Regions from separate parts of the Homo sapiens genome. Here region 1 is linked to region 2. A link is a loop called in an ENCODE intact Hi-C map of the cell type or tissue named here. Cell type or tissue: PC-3. All regions are shown on one strand. Each heading gives the region's core, and the rest is flanking DNA. Links, peaks and the distances in the headings are about the cores only. Region 1 overlaps PLCL2 (phospholipase C like 2). Region 2 overlaps PLCL2 (phospholipase C like 2).

The links. Peaks named below come from ENCODE experiments on the same cell type or tissue, not always from the same donor. Only the 100,000 strongest peaks of a DNase experiment are listed, where the experiment ranks them.
Region 1: it touches region 2 in a loop (5-fold over the local background); 4 of 110 quality-filtered maps call a loop at or near these places.

What each region holds. Positions count from the first base shown.
Region 1 is chr3:16,895,246-16,902,701 of GRCh38, reverse strand. The region is part of intron 1 of PLCL2 (phospholipase C like 2); the gene reads right to left. Among named protein-coding and RNA genes, the nearest start is that of PLCL2, 14 kb to the right of the region's middle. In PC-3, for the core only: no CTCF peak of the experiment used is centred there; a DNase peak (open chromatin) is centred at 4,971; H3K4me3 peaks cover 1,343 bases; H3K27ac peaks cover 1,663 bases.
Region 2 is chr3:16,987,503-17,000,769 of GRCh38, reverse strand. The region is part of intron 1 of PLCL2 (phospholipase C like 2); the gene reads right to left. Among named protein-coding and RNA genes, the nearest start is that of PLCL2-AS1, 60 kb to the left of the region's middle. RefSeq lists an enhancer at 354-879. In PC-3, for the core only: no CTCF peak of the experiment used is centred there; a DNase peak (open chromatin) is centred at 5,529; H3K27ac peaks cover 2,464 bases.

The DNA of each region.
Region 1 (7,456 bases), core at 2,093-7,092, 97 kb after region 2:
GCACGCATCACCATGCCCAGCTAACTTTTGTATTTCTAATAGAGACAGGGTTTCACCATGTTGGCCAGGCTGGTCTCAAACCCCTGACCTTCAGTGATCTACCTGCCTTGGCATCCTAAAGTGCTGGGATTACAGGCATGAGCCACCGTGCCTGGCCCCAAAGCATTTTAGAGAGAAAGTTACACTTAAGAGTTAAATCACTTTAATTCAGTTCAGCCCATGTTCTTGCTATAGAAATCATGCACTTGTTTAATTTTAATAGCAGCATGTATCAGAACTGATCATTTCTCTTAGAAAAAGGTAAATGCATGGAAATCACGCAATTGTTTAATTTTAATAGCAGCCCCTATCAGAACTGATCATTTCTCTTCAAAAAGGTAAATGCACTCTCTTATGAAAGAAGACCTTGCTGTAATTTCTTAACCTTGCCAACTCCTTAAAAAAAATACTCTCTCTTTCATCCAGTCCGATTCAATGGCCATAAAGGAGAATGGATAGTGGTGTCATCTGCCAAACTAAATAACTTCAGAAAAGGACCAGATAGGAGGAGGGGGCAGGATAAGACAGGGAAGGTTGGATGTGAATACATTGTAGTGAGATGGCTGGGGGCATGCTAGAGGGGATGCAGAGCAGACAGCAGTGTCTGGGCTCAGAGGGCAAATCTGAGCTGGAAACATCAATGTGAGAGTCACCAGTGAATCCATGGGTAACTGCAGCTATGGCTATGGAACAAGTTGTCCAGAATGAGGCATGGAATGAGAGAAGGAGACCTATTCACTGTGTGGCACAGACAGCCCTGATGATCTTCACAAGCGGGGCAGGGTGGAGGGGTGAATGGAAGGAAAGCAAATGCAGAAAGAGATCACAGACACTCTTTAGATACAGCTGAAAACAGGGAGAAGAGAGTTTAGGAGGTAGCTGAAGAGAGAGCTGAGAAGGCTAGAGAGAGGCTACTGCTACCTTTCTTGTTTTTTAGAACGTGAGAATGCTTACAGGCTGATGGGGGAAACACGGCACAGACAGAGAAGTTAAAGACACAGGAGGGAGAGGATGCGATCCAGAGTACAGGGACAACTGGAGGAGAGGCAGCTCCCTGCCTGTTAATTAACAGAGGAGGACCAGTGTACAGGTCTCAAGACAAAGGCTAAAGGGTTTCTCTAAGACACAAGTGGTAAGACTATATGCTAAGGACGGTGAGGGGGTGGTGACAGGATGGACATACATAGATGCCCTTGCCAACAGTTGCCCATTTGTGTGGGCACTGCCCAAGTCGAGGATGCAGACTTGGACTATGGAGTGGAGTCCTGCTCTCTGCAAAGCTCCCTACACAAAGGAGGACAGCCTGAGACCTTGACCTCATCAGCACCAGCTCCCCACTGGGTCACATGGCTCCAGTATGTGGCCCCCACATTCTGAAGAGTCTTTAATATCTCAGGAGCAGCCCCTTCCATGTAACTCTTGAAAGCAACAGGTGGCTTCCAGAATGGCCAGGGGAGATACTGTTGCTTTATTGGAACAAACAGGTCTGACTTGCCAAATAAATTTAGTGCATAAATATAATTTTTTGAAACTTCAAGGACAAACAGCTGCTCTGCCTTATCAAAATAAGCAGTGGAGCAGTTAATTTTTCTAAGTAACAGTGGGCCAGCAACACACAATCAAGGCGTTAAACTTCAGTTCCTTTCACAGAAGAAAAACAACTCTTTGGTTTCTCAACTAGCAAACAATTCACCACCTCAAACAGTGCCACTCCAAGATTATCTTTTGATGATACTGAGTTTCCATTTTTGAAGTGAGAGAGAAATGAATTGCTACCTTCCCAATTTACACGTATAAAATGTGAGAAGGTACCCAAGTGGCATGGAGAGTAACCAGCAGATCTGAGTCCAAAGCCCAACCTTGCCAAAGTCTAGTGTGACCACGTGTATTTTACATGGGCCTCAACTTTTTCACCTGCAAAATGGAGGCCACTGATGATGTCCACCGAACGGGAGCATTGTGAGAGCCCACTAAGCTGATGTTAAAGGTGGTCTTGCAGGGATGAAAGAGCTATGCAAATATGAGGTGTTATTAGCATACAAACTAACTTTCCCAGACTTTTTTGGTTATGAAGTTTTTTGCATTTTTATAACATCTTGCTTCAGGAGCTTTAAAAACCTTTTAAAACATCAGGATAATAATCCTAATGAAATGAGCAAATCAACATATAGCTTTATTTCAATATACTGTAGAGAGAATACGGTGAGATACAGAGTTTAACTGATTTTCTTAAAAGTCAAAATGCATGCTAGATATAAAGTTTATAGCTTCTTTCTTCTGAATTTGATATGCTCTATGAGGAAAACAAGGATGATTTGTAATTTTATCAGTTAAAATTTTTATTGTCTTTTTAAGTCTAGTGACAATACTAAACACACAGAAATAACTGTTTAAATTAATCTTATTGCCCTGACTTCTTAAATTCTTCTCTGAATTTTTACCTCTGTCAAGAAGAAAAAATGAAGGTTATTTTCTTTAGTAAACAGTCACTGCTACCTCAGTAACAGAATTCTTCAAGACTCTGAGATTAAGATCTCAACAGTCTTATCCAGGTAGCAACTAAAACAATCGTGCCCAACCCACCCAAGTTCAGAGTGCTGAAAACTAATACAAATGATGGACTGGGCCTGCAGTTACATGTTTCCATTTAAAAGGGTAATTAAACCAAAGCCACAGTGAACCAAAATAAAAATAAAAAACTAAAACATGATATTCAAAAAAGCAAAGCAGGGAATGTTGAAAAGAACATTTCAAATAAGAGATGGGAAAAAGTAAACGTGCCCTCTAAAATAGGATAGTTTCTTGTTAGGGTGTTTTGACGGGGGGCGGCGGGGGGGATATTTTAATGGATTTATTAGCAAATTTTCAGGAACAGCACAGATCTTTCTCACATAAATAATCAAATCAACAGCAAAATAGCAAAAACTGAATCATTCAGACCAAGAGCTCTTCCCAAGATCCATACAGGTTTTACTTACCATGTCAGTCATGCGAAAAGTACTTGCCCTGGTCCCGAAAAGACATACAAGAAATCAAGCAGACAAGATTTCACGCACTTTTTACAGAAAAAAGAGGAGAAAACACAGTCTTCTGGACACATTTAACACTTCAACCAAGCAGAGGTGCAGACCCGAATCAGAACTCATGACTCTCAAGTTGCAGCTCTTGGTCTCCACAGGCCAGCTCCCCAACTAGTGTCCAGGTCTCTGGTGTGAACTTCTGCACAGAAATTCAGGGAATTCAGCCTCTGTACCTACTTGATACTCTGTTGTTGCTGTTTTCAAACATGACCCCAATGGGCTGCTCTGTTTAGATACAGCAGAAAAGCCTAAGGCTGGACTAACAGTCCTCTCTATGTAGAAAAGCAGCCCTCTTGTGAAGGTAGATGCTCAACTGTTCCTCTCCCTGCTGAGACGCTCCATCCATATACAGGCTAAGCTGTCTGCTGGTGTTGTTTCCACAGTGGCCACAGCTCCATGACATGCCTTGAGGCCAAGATTCAACTCACCACTAAAGTGAGAATCATGGTGCAAAGGGCATCCCCTCGATAGTGACAGATACACAGCACTCTGCAGCTTACTGTACCTTTCCTTGTTCCTCCATTCTTCTCTCTACCACCTTTTGAAGCACAACCTCCTGACAAACACGCCCCAGCACAGCACTAATGGTTACTGCCAAGTATTACTGCCAAATGGCCTGCCAAGGCGTGGGTCCCCGCAACCCCCTCCCCCTCCACCCTCCAACCCCTGCCACAGCTGGCTGGGGCCTCTGGCCCCAAGCAATCTCCTCATGTTATCTAGACAATTATATCATTTTCCATGTGTGACCTGGTGTGGAAAGGTTTTAAGTGCCATTTTGGAACATAACTAATAGATCCCGTGGTCCCTGTTGTTCCCAGGAATGACGGCCCTGAGAGTTGCCAAACTGTATCTGGGGACAGCTTTATCAAGCCCTGTTATTTTGGTGGTATCTTCTAAGCCATCCTCCACCTTGTCTTACTTTACTGTCTGGCAACCAGTAATGATGAGGACAGGTCAGGGCCACTGCCACAGAGGCCACACATCTCACCAACTTCCCAGTAAGGAGCCCAGTAGAACGCTTGCTATGTGGCTATGTGCCTGTTTCTCTCGCACTATTTCACTCTCTTGCTTCCAGACCCCTCCGGGTAGCATTCATACCCGGCAGCTATTCCTTAGGACAAAAGGGCTATTTAACTATTTTAAAATCTTTTTCAACAATACTTTTTTTCCTAACAATGAAGATGGGTAAGATCTGGCTAATTATGCTGTAGGAAAGGAAACCTCTCTTATTCTTCACTTGGTAAATATTACTGAGTACTGAATGTTCCAAAAAAAAAAGGCTGTAGATTTTCTCTCCCCAAAGAATATTAAAGTTCATTTCTACTACACCTCCCATTTAGAATACGTAAATAAAACTGCCTGTCAAAGGTATATGTGTTAACAATTGTGTCACAATCAAGATAGGGACAGCTTGAGAAAACTTTGCTGCTGCCAAACTGTTGGTGCCTCTCCGGCCTCTAAACAGGGGTCTCCAAGGACTTGGCCTTCCCCTCAGGTCACTACTCTTCCTTGGTGCCTACTCAAGACAAGTGAGGGGCACAAGCTTCTTGGCTAGAAGACTCATCCTTGTCAATGTGGAAGAGAAAAAAAAAATGACCTAAAAAAATAAATGGGAATGACAACCTCTAATAATTTGTGCAGTCCAGTTGAGGAGAAAATGAGTACACACTGCATAACTAAGGTTACAAACAAGTAACGACTGAAATCTTCATGTTACTGCTTTGCAGCCAATAAAATATGTTTTATAGATGCCTCAGGAGTTCAATGTTCATTCCTCTTTACCGCGAAGGTCAGCATGGCAAGAGGAAAATGCTCTAGCATTCAGAAAGTACACATTCACGCAAAGGTCATGACGTGCCAACCCAGATGTCAGCCCACCCTCGGGCGGAGCACTGGAGCATCACCAGATGGTTCACATCCTCCCCGCATAAATCACCCTTACAAACAGACACCTGTCTGGCAAGTGCCGATTTATAATCTTCTGTGAGTAAACAGCGTTTTTACTACACTCATTTAGCAAAGTGAAACATCCAATCACCTCTCTCTAGAAATAGTGCTAGTGCCTCTGCCAAACTAATTCTTTCTAAAGACAATTTTTCCTAGGGAGGCTCCTCCTTCATGCTGCAGAATGCCATGGGTACACCTATATAGTTTCTCTTGTGAGGGATGGACAAGAGCCCAGGGACTCGCCAGGAACTACAGGGACTAGGAGCTGCACAGTAATGATTAATCAAGGGGGATTAAGGCTCCAAATAACCAACCCAGGGCCTTTTTTTTTTTTAATTGACATAATTTTTACCTTTACCTAGATCAAAAAAAGACACATAGGGCAGACTGTCATTTTCACATATAAAATCTATTTCTCCAAATTTTACTAAGGAATTATTCCCCTTCATTGACATTTTATATCCCCTCCAAAAAAGGGCAGCTCGACTCCCTTAAAGAAAAACTCCACCGCGGCAAGTTAAGGTTTAATCCTGCCCCCTACACCCCACCAGCCACATGCTCACCAACTATCATCTGCAGGATTCCGGGAGCTGTTTGTTCTCTCATATCTAACAGAGCTACACAGGGAAGTCGAGAACCCAACATATAAGAAAGGTTTCACAGCTGTTGTTAACCCTGGCTATACTTTAAAATCTCCCAGGGCACTTTAGGAAACCCCCAGAGGTTCTGATTCAATTGCAGCCAGGTGGGGTCTTCACATTAGTATGTTTTAGAATCCAGGTAATTCCAATGTGTCTTAAAATGACCCATCTGAAGATTATTTCCCCTTCGTCCTTTCCTACCCAAAAGAATATTTAGATTAGGCAGAATAAGTGTTCAGTAGAGCTAAAACTCTCTGTTGACCGACCACCTGAGATCCTAGGTATGCTATTACTTAGCAGTGATCAAACAACTCTCCATTTTGTCCGTATATCTGGATAACTGGTTTTGCTCTGTTAACTGCTTTTGAGACCAAAAAGCTCTATCTAGAAAACTGTTATGTGAAGAGCAGGTGCTCCACAAACGAGTGGTTCTCAAAGTTTTATTATGAGCAGCACATTTTCAAATATTAAAACTTTCGAGTGCACCTGAAGCTCAAAACTACACTAAACAAATCATAAAAACTCCAAGCAATCACGACTGCAGTGTAAGATGACTGCAGTGACCAACACACTCTTCACTAATGTGTCAACTTTCCACCCAGGCCCAGCTCCTTTTGTGCTTTCAGTATATTCCAAGGAAGATCCAGTCCTCAGGCTCTTCCAGCAAGCTGCCCCTCTCTCCACCCACCCCCTCTCCAGGCCATCAACTAGTGCAGGGCTTTAGCAGGTCTCACCACGTACAAGTGTCCACAGCAGCAGAAATGTTTCACATGCTGATCCACAGACAGCAAAAAACTGTAAAAGGCACGGCCCTAAATAGTGCAGGAGGAAGTAACCAATTGGTATCTGAGTTTGATTAATGTTCACAATTTAATTGTTTGAATAAACTTAATTTGTTGCAGTATGATAGACTTCCAGAAAAAAAATCCTAAGTGTAAAACCTAATGGATTTTTACAAAGTAAACCCACATTTGGAATCACCAACCAGATGCAGAAACCAAACATCACTGGCACCCAGTAGGACCCTTGCTTCCTCCCTCAATTATTATCCCCAAGTGTAACCACTATTATAACTTCTACCACTCCAAATTAGTTTAGCTGCTTTTGAACTTTATATAATTATAATCAAAAATATGTATTCTTTTGTGGCTGGTTTATTTCCCTTAGCATTATGCTTGGGAGACTCAAGCAGTGCATAGGGCAGTCATCTGCTGTTTCTGTTCTTTCTTCCTTTTCCTCATAGGATTCCACTGTATGATACGCTATTTTATAAGATAGGCATTTGAGTTGTTGCTTTCAATTTGGGACTGTTAGAATTAATGCTGCTTTAAGGACTCTTGGAAATGTCTTTCAATATACATATGGAGTAACTCCTGTTAGGTATATACCTAGCCAGAAAGACAGTGTGGTAAGTATATAAGGACTTTATGTGTATGTAACAAAATAGACTCCAAAAACAGACCCATACATAAATGGCCACTTGATCTAGGATCGAAGACCAATGCAGTGCAGTGGGAAAGAGATTCTATTTTCAAATAAATGGTGCTGAATTAATTGGATATTTATATGGAAAGAAAATCTTTAACCCTACCTCACACCACACACACAAAATGAAATCCAGATCTAAACATGAAAAATAGAACAATAAGACTCCAGTGGTTAAATAAATGACTATCTTCATAGAATTAGGCTAAGTAAACATTTCTGAAACAGGACTCAAAAATAATAACCATAAAGAAAAATACTGAT
Region 2 (13,267 bases), core at 3,508-8,507:
CCCATAAAAAGAACAAAATACTGTCATTTGCAGCAACATGGATGGAACTGGAGGACATCATTAAATAAATCAGACACAGAAAGACGAATGTCACATGTACTCATAGGTGAGAGCTAAAAAACTTAAACTCATGGAGGTAGAGAGTAGAATGGTGGTTATCAGAGGCTTGGGAAGGGCAGGAAGGAGGGGGAATAAAGAGAAGATGGTTAATGGGTATAAAATGACAGAAGAAATAAGTTCTAGAGTTTGACAGCACAGTAGGTTGACTATAGTCATTAATACTTTATTGTATATTTCAAAAGAGGAGATTTGGAATATTCTCAACACAAAGAAATTATAAATGTTTGACATGACTGATGTCCTAATTACCCTGATTTGATCATTTTACATTGTATGCATGTATCAAAATATCACATGTACTCCCACAAATATATATAATAATAATGTATCAATTGAAAAAAATACAAGATAATTCTAGTTCAGATGGATTACAGGTGATCCACTTATATCTACAAGTTGTTTACTTGGCCACCAGCCTGCAAATGTACTACATATAATGGACAGTTTTATGGGAAAAGTTATTCTCTTTTAAAGGACTGTAGTCCCTAAATTCACCTGTGCTTTCAAAGACAAAGGCATCTCTAACTTAGATGTTAGTCTTTGAAAGGTCACAGGGGAGTTTCAGAGGCTCTACAAGACTGTGATTAGATTCTCAAAGGGATCTGCAAACTCACCTCCCTTCCTCTAAGAAGTTTAGAATCATGGCCTTATTAACATAAACTTTAGAAGACAAAGAGGAAGATTATCACTTCCTAAGAGAAAATGTCAACCTTAAATGCCAGAGTAAAGGCAGAGAATAAATGTTTTACAGAGTTGTGAAGGAAATTTTAAGGCTATCCAAAAGAGAAATGACAATCTGGGAAACAGGGAAGAAATGAAAACTACATAATTTATAGATATAAGTAACACAATTTTATTAATAAAAACAGCAAAATCAAGCACACAAAAAACTTTTATTGATAGCTGTGAAATGGTTTTCTTTATACCAGAGTAGAACAAAATAATTCAATAGTTTATCAACTTTCTAGTTTAGGAATCACCCACAGAAATACTATGCGCCACAAGATGTGAGCTAGCACTGCATGTCCTCTGTGCCTCGGTTTCCTCACCTGTAAAATAGCCATCAAAATAATACCTATTCCCCAAATGTTATTTATGGTACCTACCTCACAGGGTTGTTACAATGATAAGATGAGTTCATATTTGAAAACTGCTCTAAACACTGCCTGGAATTTGGTACACTGTACATTAGATCCTGTTCAATAAATACATTTCAGTCTGAAATTATTTCTTCATGGAAGAATAACAAAGACAAATACCATCATAAATGTGTCACTGCAATACTCTAAACACTTAGGATTTGTTGAAAGATAATCCTATCACAGAAGAAACAGAATGAACGTCACCCTCTCTGAGTCTTGTTTAACTGATGCACAACCAAACGTATGTGATGCCCAAGATATACTAGGAAACTGTCAAAGATAGCCAGCTGCCCTCTCAAAAAGCTTCAGAAGGCTGCATCCCCACACCCATAGGGAAAAAAAACCATTTCTCAAAGTCTTGTGTTAATTTTAAAGCCCATCAATTTAATTAAAATGATCATTTAAGTCTTGTATAAGTATTCACATAAGAGTACAAATTTGAAGCAATGATCCCCATAATCTCCAGAATATTTTTATCTAAAAAATGATCAAATGACCTCACTCAAAGCACTTTGTGACTGGAATTATTCAGATGATTCCATTTCACACTCTCCTGTTATTTGCAATGTGGATAAACCTACAGCACCCAAAACAGCTACATGTGAAGAAAACAAATTTCCAATTTCTGTAACAGGAAGCTTTCAAAGTCAGGTTAAAGGTTCCAAATAATTCAAATATGTAATGGGTTACATCTGCCTTTAAAACAAGGGTATCTCTAATTGTGAAATCATAGGACCATAATGACATACAATACTGCTTTCACAACAACACTCTTTTGGCAAAGCATTTTCACTACTACCAAAATGTTTCCTGAAAGTAAATATATAAAGCCACAGTCTACATCTGTGTCCAGTGCAAACTGCAATAAAATTCACAGTTTTCTCCAGTAGTGAAAAACTTAACGGTAAGCACCGAGCTCCTATAAATTACACTAGTGATCCTTTAGATTCTAGTGAAAATAATGATGTTAATACATTTTAATTTATGATCTATTATAATGGTACTTAAGTGGCTGGCAAAATTTGGTGTGAAAACTGTGTTTCTCAACTGTGGATATGTAGTTTCATATTCAGCACATTACAGAGCCTGCTGACTTCCTATACTACAGAGCTATTTAAAGATGTAGTTATATAACTTTAATTGGTAATAACTGTCTAGTAAATTGCATTGAATTTTAAAAGGTATGCAAGTTGAATCACATAATGCGAAAAATATGATCAATTCTAAGAGTAACTTCTCAATCATTAATTTTCTTTCCCCTACACTGTGCTGGTTCTTCACTATTTCAGGATAACTTTGAAAAAAAAATTATTTTCCTCATTTTTTAATCTTTAACTCTGGCACTGCTTGGGGTTGAGGGAAAAAATGCAATCCAGGGGTTGATGCAGGAGTGAGAAGGAAAGTTTCTTAGAGATCCATCAGCATGCAGGGGCAAAGCTATTGCCCTGGGACACATCACATCCACCAGAGCAAACAAAGAATAGTAACTCTTCAAGTCAGAAATTTTAATAATTCCATAATTATTTTAAAATTAAGGAGAATTGCCCCACTGACAATTTATTATGTGATCACTTTGTTTATTATTTCCTATCTTGTCTTGTAGGAAAATAACTTCTTCCTGGGGCCTTTTTTAACCAAATGGTTTATCTGCATATGAAATTAATGTGTGTGGCTGGACACAGTGGCTCATGCCTGTAATCCCAGCACTTTGGGAGGCCGAGGCAGGTGGATCATGAGGTCAGGAGATCAAGACCATCCTGGCTAATACTGTGAAACCCCATCTCTACTAAAAATACAAAAAATTAGCCAGGTCTGGTGGCAGGCGCCTGTAATCCCAGCTACTTGGGAGGCTGAGGCAGGGGAATTGCTTGAACCCCGGAGGTGGAGGTTGCAGTGAGCTGAGATTGCGCCACTGCATCACTGCACTCCAGCCTGGACAACAGAGTGAGACTCCATCTCAAAAAAAAAAAAAAAAGAAAAGAAATTAATGTGTATGTGGAGGGGGACAATTAGATTGGAAAAATAAGAAAAGAAACTAAATAATGAATTACATAAAAGGGAAACTCAGCTTTCTACAAAACACTCATAAGTTCCAAACCATTCATGAGCCACCCTAGTTCAGCCCTCAGTGTTCTCTCTTCTCTAAACTCTTACGGTATTTATAGTGTCTACCCTGTAATTTAGCATAATTAATTACAGTCTTATTCAGTTATCTAATTGTTTTATGTGGGTCAGTCTTATCTCCTCAAGTAGAAGGTAAACTTTTAAAGGGAATGGGCCTTATCTTCTATAGCCTCTGGCCGGACCAATTTTGATAGTCAGAATAGAAAATCTTTTCAATGAACTGGTCATCTTAATAAAGCCAATGATGGCCTTGGAACTAAAAGAAAGACAAAATAAGCTAATTCTTTAACTTATCAAAATAACTGTTTATGTAAGGTATATGTGTTTTTAAAAGAAGCATAAGTCATTTTTTTGTTTCTTCAATTGAGGGGTGACAGATCATATAACTTTTATATCAAGCATCTTCAAAAGAATTTTTCGAAACATCTCAGTACAAGAGGTCTTTTGGATGTAAAATAGTATGAAGACAAAGTTGATAGTACAAGGACAGATAGGTAAATAATTAAATTTTAAGATTTTTCAACTTTGGCTGTTTTATCTATAATATTTATTTAAAAATCAAATAATTACAATTCTATAGCAATACCAGTCAATGTTCAAATGAGTATTTCTGTAACAAAATGTTCACTGCCTACCAAACGGCCACATGGAGATAAATCTGTTAACAAAACTTTTTTTTTTTTGATAACAGCATCCTCTGTGTTCTGACTTATAAATTGGGTCTCTACCATATCTCTTTTTCAGCTCTTTCCTCAAATTCCTGTAAAACCAAATTCACCCTGGCTTCCTGACCAGCTTCCTTATGTCACTGGCCCATTTCCCTTATGGTCCCACTGTCTGAATCTTCTGGCCTAGGAATTTGGAATCATATATAGCTCAAATTTATTAATTACACAGTTACTATGTATTCAACAATCCTATAACACGAGTATTATCAAGATCTTCAGTTCCAGAGAGATAAGGTAACTTGCCTACAGGTGTCCAGCTGGAGGCTGGAAGGGAAGAGGGTGGTCTACTCTCTTCCTTCCTGGGTAGGAAGGCCCTGAGTCCAGGGCAGGATGTGGTGTCAGTCTCGCCTACGGGAAGGCCTAAGTCTCCTGATGCCCTGAGTCGCAGCCCACTCCTCTCACTATAACCATTCCTGCAACAATGGCTACTTCTGCCAGTTCTTGAGTGCTCTCCATGTGCTAAGCCTGGGACTCAGTGTTTTGCTTCTTTCTATTCCTCAAAACAACTCAGTAGGTGTGCTCACCTAATTGTTCCAGGTTAGATTGCAGCTTCCCAGAGTAGGATATCTATGTTCCTCAGCCACTTCTGGGGCCAGTGCTGATTTCCCTGCCCATATTATTCTCTGTCCTAACCTTTCATCTCCAAATGTGGCCCCATCCTAGAGGTCTGGCTGAAACCCTAGGCCTTCGGTGAAAGGGTTTACTTTACTTGAGTGTGGCTAACCTCTCTTCTCTTAAATCCTTTTGTGCTTAAAGTCAGTACCATAGAGACAACACATGTTTGTAAAATCTGTAAACCTTCCCAACCAGAGTATACACTTTTAAGAAGCAGAATTCAGGCTGAAAAAATTTATTTTTGGCTTATTGAATCCTCCACGGAGCCTACGGCCACATTACACATAGAGTTGTCTAATACATCACAAAAAAGAGCAGATTATACTTGTCAATGGAAAAAAAATAAGCCCAATTTTAGTAATGTAATCCAAAGTCTACAGCTAAAGTGCTAAAATCAAAATGGTTTAAAATACAAAACTTCAAATATTAGATTTTAATATATTATGTGGAGAAGAGAAAGCCAATCAGAGTGAACAACAATTACATGGATTTGGGGTAGTAAAGAGACTGCAATGTTGGAAGAAGCTCACAAGCCTGGGGGAAGGATCAGAAAAAAGCTAGCCTGCCTCTGTTGTGAGGGGAGCCAGCACCTCCTTAGAGAAGGCCCTGCGGCCTGAGAGTGCACGTTCCTGGGCTGCAGACAGAACAAATACAAATTTGTACAAAACTGATAATCATCTGCATTTCCCCTTTGTGTGCAAATACAACTCACCACCTGTTTTAAAAGGTCAACAAACGGAAGAAGTCTCTTTTGTTTTACCACACTAAGAATCACCAGCTTATACATGTAGGCATTTATTTTGTTTCTGCCTTAACACCCTAAATAAACTACACTAAAGGACATATGATGTTTAAATAGCCTCTGGCTGGAAAAATTCATGCAGGGGATCAAGTTCCCAAGAACTAAGTCCTTGCCCAGCCCTTGGCTGGAATTTCCTTCTGATGGGCATGGATCTTGTGGGGAGGACAATGTGACCACCTGCTTAGCTGTGCAGGATCCTGCTGTTGCTTGGCTTCCAAGAAGGGGAGCCCTGCAGGCACTGGCCTGTGCTCACCACACACCTTTGGACACTCTAATTCAGATTCTCCAATCTCAGCTCTTGCCTCTTCCATACTCTGGCCTTCTCACCTATCTCATCACGATGCCTGTATAGCCCACAAATGGGGAAGAGATGCAAATGGGGATTATTTGCTGGATGTAATAACGGAGCTGTGGTGAGCACTGTGGAGAGCAGGTAGTGGTTCCTTTCACAAAGGGAACACGGTGGTAGAAGGGGGATGTCAGAAGCTAAATATCAAGTCTCTTGAGCCCCCGAATGAATGAATGAATGAACTCAAAGAGCACCACTTGTAGGATCACCATTTCAAACACCAAGTAGAAATCTATATATTTTAAAAACAGTTTTAAAATAATTACAATTATCTCAAAATGTTATAATATGCATTGCTGTAAATCCACTTTGCAAAATTAATGAGTAATTTAAAAATTCCAGCAAATCTCAAATCCACTGCTTTTCTACTTAGAGGTGTTATATGCAAATGAAAGATTTCCTAACACAAACATCTGCTGAAGTGGCACAGACATGCTCACAGTCTTTGTATCTACTTGGCAGAGAGCAACAATATACATCCACTTTATGTCATACCCATAGTAAGCTCCATTTTTTTTTAATTAAAAGCCATGCTTGGGTTAAGAAATCAATAAAAACGTCAATATCTGCATGGCCCGAATCCAGAAGACTCAAGTGATTAATCTAAAGCATTTGCAAAATAGAGTAATGTGAATTTGGACTGCAGAAGGTCCAGTTCTGCCATTTTCCTGAATCACTGTATACCTTTCTAAAACCATAAGTCCCTTCCAAATTAATTAGCTTATCAAACTAAAATAAAAAGCAGTTTTAAAAACCAGCAAAATCTCATCATTAATGTATTTTAAGTGGCATATGCTGCCAGTGACTAAAGCAATTTAACTGCTTCAATGAATCTTGTGTCACCATTACCAGGCCTCACTGCTGTTAAGTCCCATCTACTGAGAGAAAATTACCAGGGGTAAATGTACAATTAATTTCACACAGGCACCAAATTCATTCTAAATACAGCTTCCTGAACCTAGCTCATGTTTTAAATAATATGCCACAGAACATATGATTAAGAGGGTCTCTATACCATTTTATATAGACTATAAAACCAAGAAGCTCAGGCAATCCTACAAAGTACACACTGCGTAGTAGTTTTGAGAGTTGGAACTGGAAGGGCCTTGCATTAATATGGATGCTGATGTGAGAATAAAATATAGGCATTTATAAGTCATGCTTAGATTTTACATAAAAGTATTATAATGCAAGCTTAAAATGCCACATCTAATTATACTGTATTTTATTTCATTAAAGTTATCCAGAAATAAAAACATGGACAAATTCTACCTGCAAGCTAATTACCAAATCCCCTTATTAAAAAGCAGGATGCTATCCTTATTCCAAGAGTCAGGCTGCCATACCAATTACCAATTCTAACAAGGCTTTAATTCCAGAGTTTTGAAGCTGACCCTTCAGTCCATTACGCAACTCTATACTGACTCACTAAAGTTCAAGCTACTTAGAGAGGAGACCTTTGGAGAGAGAGCACTGGGAATGAAATGGTGTCCCAACAGAAGGTTCTGACAGGAGGGAACACATGAGGTCCCCAGCACCTGCAAACCACAGGAATGGCTGGAACCACCAGCAACTGGTGAACTATATTACCCAAGGTAGAATGACATCTAAAGTGGGACAGTTAAAAAGAGTGAATGTGGGTATCAATAAACATGCCACATCAACAGGGACTGCCCTGGGCAAACTGAAACATATGATCATCCTACCTGAAAGTGACCTTATTAATAATGTGTTAAGTTCTAAGTCCCAGGCACTGGAAATGCAGGTACAATCAAAGTATAATCTCAGCTACAGGGGTATTCTCATCCTGACTGGCAGTCAGGCAGGTTGCCAGTTCTAGTCTGTCTGGACACTTTCAACTCGTAGGCTTCACCAAAGGTCTCCTCACCTTTCAACCTGTAGGCTTCACCTTGTCCAGTCTGGGAGTCCATGCTACCCAGGCCAGGAACCCACTTCTACCTGCTTGTGAAGTCTGGCTTAGTCTTGCTGCCTTGAACCCAGGAGATGAACAGCCATGTGTATCTTTGGGCATGGTGGCTGAATCCTTATGACTGCTTTTTGTTTATTTCCTGAGGCTGGCTACAGTTCTCCCTACCCTCTGCCCCTTCATGGGCATGGATCCTTAATCCAATCCTTAGCCTGCCTGGCTAGAACTGAGTCCTTGCCCAGCCCTTGGCTGGAATTTCCTTCTGATGGGCATGGATCTTGTGGGGAGGACAATGTGGCCACCTGCTTCGCTATGCAGGATCCTGCTCTTGCTTGGCTACCAGGAAGGGGAGCCCTGCAGGCACTGGCCTGTGCTCACCACACACCTTTGGATGCTGTAATTCAGATTCTCCAATCTCAGCTCTTGCCTCTCCCACACTCTGGCCTTCTCACCTATCTCACCACAATGCCTGTATAGCCCACAAATGGGGAAGAGATGCAAATGGGGGTTATTTGCTGGATGTGATAACGGAGGTGTGGTGAGCACTGTGGAGGGCAGTTAGTGGTTCCCTTCACAAAGGGAACACAGTGGTAGAAGGCGGATGTTAGAAGTTAAATGTGAGTTCTCAGAGCTGAAGAAAGGAGGTGAGGTGCCAGGAAGGGTGAAGGCACTGATGGCTGGGCTGTTCCAGGTGACCTTCTTAAGAGATCACTGGTCAGTTTTTCTGATGATTGAATCAGGGCCATCACCACTCCACCCCGATCACCACCCAATCCCTCTGCCCTGTTCATATGCATGTGTATTGTATCTCTCATTTTAAGTCAAAACACTAATATATTACACACATATGACATCACTACTATCACATGTCACCACTGACAATCTTGGACTCTCTAATATCCCTCCATCATCTGAAAATTCAACTCTTCAAGTTCAGAAATTCTTTGCAGGGCTGCTGAGTTGAGTCTGTGGCTCATGGCACTTAAGAAATGCACCTAAAAATTAGATTATCTTTTAATGTAATTTGAATCATCTCCCCTCCTCCCTCAATCTAAATATGATGGTAAAATTCACTTGGGTTTACTGAAAATTATAATGGCAACACAGAAATCACATTTTGTCCTCTGGAAAGAACTGGAGTTTTAGCTAAACCATGTTTTATTCCAATTATAAATTTATTTTTTAAGTAATTTAGTTGTACTTTTGAAAGCATTACTTTGAAAGCATTAATTTAATAAGACTAAAACTTGAAAACACAGGCTATAAAAAATAAGATACAACCAGGAATACGGGAAAACCAACCCTCTCCATGGCCTGTATCCATTCTCCAGGGGCAGTCTCATCTTGTGACCCACTACCCCATACTTCCAGACAAAACTGGAAGGTTCCTTGAGTTAGAAGATATAATGGATTTTCTTTATCAATTAATTTTTCTTTAAGAATTAAAAAGAACATTTCAAAAAGAATGAAGAGAATAAAGTATGGAGAATAAAACCCATGATCCAGAAAAATCCACAGTAGCTCACAGCACTCAGAGAGGTGATCAGAATCCTAATAATTCTCACCACCACATACCTCAGCTTTTCAAGCCACATGGTAACTACTGTCTGCCGTTAAATGCAGTTGTGCCCATGGAAAGGAGGTGAGCTAACCTTTACTGAGCTACTATTATGAATCCTCAACTCTGTGAAGCAGGACCTATCATCCCATTTCAGAGGTTAAATAGTACCCAGGCAGGTCAGTTCCTCCTCCTCCTCCCCTGCTCTGTTCGGTAGCCACAGGGCTAGCCCTCATGGAAGACTTCTTCAGATCCCAACTCAGCTGGATGCCCACTGGGTTATGCACATGAGGCTCTGACAGCAGACTGAAGGCTGGGTAAGAAGAAGGGCAAAGCCGGGGAATGGGTGGTTCCCTCCTCCTCTCTCTGCAGGGCAAGGTGAGTGTCTCCAGCAAACGCTGCATCCCCTCTGAGTTCCCAAAGCCCCATCACCTGCTCCCTGTCTCTCTATCCTGTGGGTGGGGATAGTTATCTGCTGTTGACAACCTTTGGGTGGCATCACCAATCTCAATCTCATTTGGCCTCCTGGTTCTTCCACTACCTGTAATAATTCCTTATATTAAATTATCTCTATTTTAAATGTTCTTTTTCCAGTTGGACCCCGAGTGACTCAATGCTCAAACTGTGCAGCCTTGGGAAGTCAATAAACCTCTCCAAACCTCAGCTGCTATTTTATAAAATGAAGAAAATAACTACTTGTTCTTAATTACTTTAAAGGGTTTGATAAGGCACAAAGGAGATAATAAATATGAAAGCGCTGTAGAGGCTGACCTAACTAAGATTTTTACATTACAAGTCCTCGAGTCTTACTTACTGGAATTACTGGAAAGGCAAAAAGGAGTTCACTGAAATTAACTTCCAAGTTAATCTCTTGGACCTAAATAGTAAAAACTACACAAAGCTGCCTTTTAAGAGCTCATTGCAAGCTTACAAACACTTTGGTCTCTCATAAAAGGAAAGTTGGTTGGCTGATGCCTCTAATGCTTCCGCAGGGCCTCTGACCACCAATGCAGAAGGGAGTTAAAATGCATGAACTCAGGCAGCCCTTTATAGAGTACCTAAGTGAAAAAGACTGGGTGTCAGGCTCTGGTCTGTCTTCTGCACCAGCCCTTCCTGTGTAGCTAACCCTAAAACAGGGACTACAATAATAGTACTGTATCCTAGGGTTGTTGTTATTAAACAAGATAAGGTAGAAATGCCCACTAAAGATTCTGATGCTCCCAATAAATGTCAAGTATAATTAATGTGGTTGACATTACTACTGCTATCATCATCACCATCATCGTCATCGTCATCCTCATCATTCTCTCCTATATAATGCATTTTGTGAGGATTTGATCAGAGCTATCTCCTCTGCCTATATCATTCCCAGTTGAGTGACAATCTCAGATACGCTTCCTTGACATCTTTACATGCTTCAGGCAATCATTATTAGATGAGAATGGCCATCCTTTCCCCTCTTTCCTTTCTTATTATTCCTATCCTGTCTGAGCACCTACAAACCTTGGTTTCAGCATTACTACTATTTTTTATCATACAGTGAAAAAAAAACTACGCTATCTAGCTACATATTTACATAATAATGGGCCAATTAAAGGGCTAACAAGAAATCATTATGCTTCTATTGCTATTGTTTGTGGTTATAAACATTTGTATTTATGGGGTGGACACTTAATTATCTTTGGGTAGATGAATACTTTCCCTTAGTGACAGTATTGGGAGGAAGCAGAGACAATGTCTACATCAATGGTGTCCAAAAATGTATGAGCGCCACATATGTAATTGAAAATTTTCTACTAGTCACATTAACAAATCTAAAAAGAAACAGGTAAAATAAACTTCAATAATTTTATTTAACTCAAAATATCCAAAATACTATCATTTCCACATGTAGTCAATATAAAAGTTATGGAGATACCTGGATTCTTTTCAAGTCTTTGAAATCCACCATATTTTACATTTACAGCACATCTCAATTTGGACTGCGCACATTTTTTAGTGCTCAATAATCAAAGCGGGGCTAGCAGCTAGTGTATCTGACAGTGCAGGTCTAGATGATAAGCTTTTTAAGGGCAAGGACTTGTCATATTTTAATTCCAAATTCACCCTGACTTTTCTAATGTGGTGCTTTGCCCAAAGAAAGCACTCACCAAATATTCATTGAACTCAGAAATGAGTATCTGGAAAGAGGGACTATCATTCATATATGTAAATGAGGCCAATATAAATTTTTTTGGAAGAATAACATTTTGTAGGTCTTACACCTTTAAAAATTACAAATGAACATAATTGCTAAAAATCCCAGTGTTCACTCACCTCAAATCACCCCAAATGCCATAAAGAGAAAGCAATGTTACAACTGTTCTCAAAAAAGTGAGAGAGAGAGAACAAAAACAGCTCTGTTATAGACATCTATTATAGATCTCTATAATAATTGACCAAATAAATCATCAAATACTATTTAAATGACCTCATATGCCTGATAGTATCTAAGAGGCTATAATGTATGCTAGGACACAAATATAACTTGAAATGGAATTAAAAACTAATATTACAACCAGGTTAATTTATGAAAATGATGAATACCTTTTTTTTCCTCCATGTTATGAAAAGCATATTTTGCTTGAAAGTTTAAAGGCTTAATAGATGCAAATTACATTTCACTTTCAGCTACCTAGTTGATACAAATCAGCTTGCTCAGTCAGGATAACCACTTAAAAATAATTTGTAGTTCCTGAAGGCCACAACATTATACCATTTATAGAACTGCAGTACAGACACAGCCAAAAAAAAGATGGTAGCTTCTTTCAACCTGTGGTAATCATAAATGTCAAGTTCCTTTTGACAACCGATGCCACTGTCCACTGAAAAGACTACCCAGACCGCAGCCACCGTCAGCAATGGCTTCATAGAACTCAAGAGGGATTCCATTTCCCTCAAGAAAAGGAAATGGTCAATCTCAACAAAAGTTGTATGAAACTGCAAAATACTTGGTGTATCTTCACTAAGACTGTGAAATGAATTTCTAAGGAAAAGTCAACTAGCACTAAAGGCACTCACATGAAAGGGTGCTTAAAGCGCTCTTTCCTTCACCATGACAGAACTGGTTTCTGTTGGTTCTAAATATACCCCGACCAAATTAAAAGAAAAAGATGTCTTTTGCTTTTAAATGTATCTGGCTCTTGTGTTGAAGCCCCTGTTTACTGGGGAAGGAGGAACTGAGTTATTCAACCAATTCCAATACAGTTGTGCAGAGCGGAGACACTCCACGACCTTTTTACTTTTAGCAAAAAATCTTCATTGGACTACAACTTGGTTTCTTTAGCCTAGTAGAATTTCCATCGGATCCCAGGCTTGACAAATCCATGGTTCTCTGGTTACTAATGAAATACCAATGTTTAGCTTGCTCGTTCATTTATATTTTTACCATCAAAATCCTTACAAAGCACACAGCTAATAGCTTCATTTATTTGGCCAAGAACTGGCATAGTATATTTACTTTTTAAATTATTACATTTACTTTAATTTTCCATCTATTGAAAGTTGTTTGTGCTGTCCTTTACATTTAGTAAAAGACAAATAGTGCTTTTTATAATCTCCATAATGGTAACTTTCAAACATTTAAACTTTGAGAGAAAAGAAGAGAATACGTGAATCAAAATTTATATCACATTACTTTTTAAAATATACTTTTAGGCTTGTGATCAGTTTACTTTTCTCCAAAGGCAGCATTTGTCTCTTTAGTCATTAGAAAACTTACTGGCATATTTTGAATCTTATTTAGTGTCAGTTTTTCATGTATTGTCCAATTCTAAACACAGATCTTTGAACTGCTGGAGAGCCACTTGAGTAGAGCCTGTATTAATAAATGTCACGTATTTTTCAGTAATTCAACAATGTTG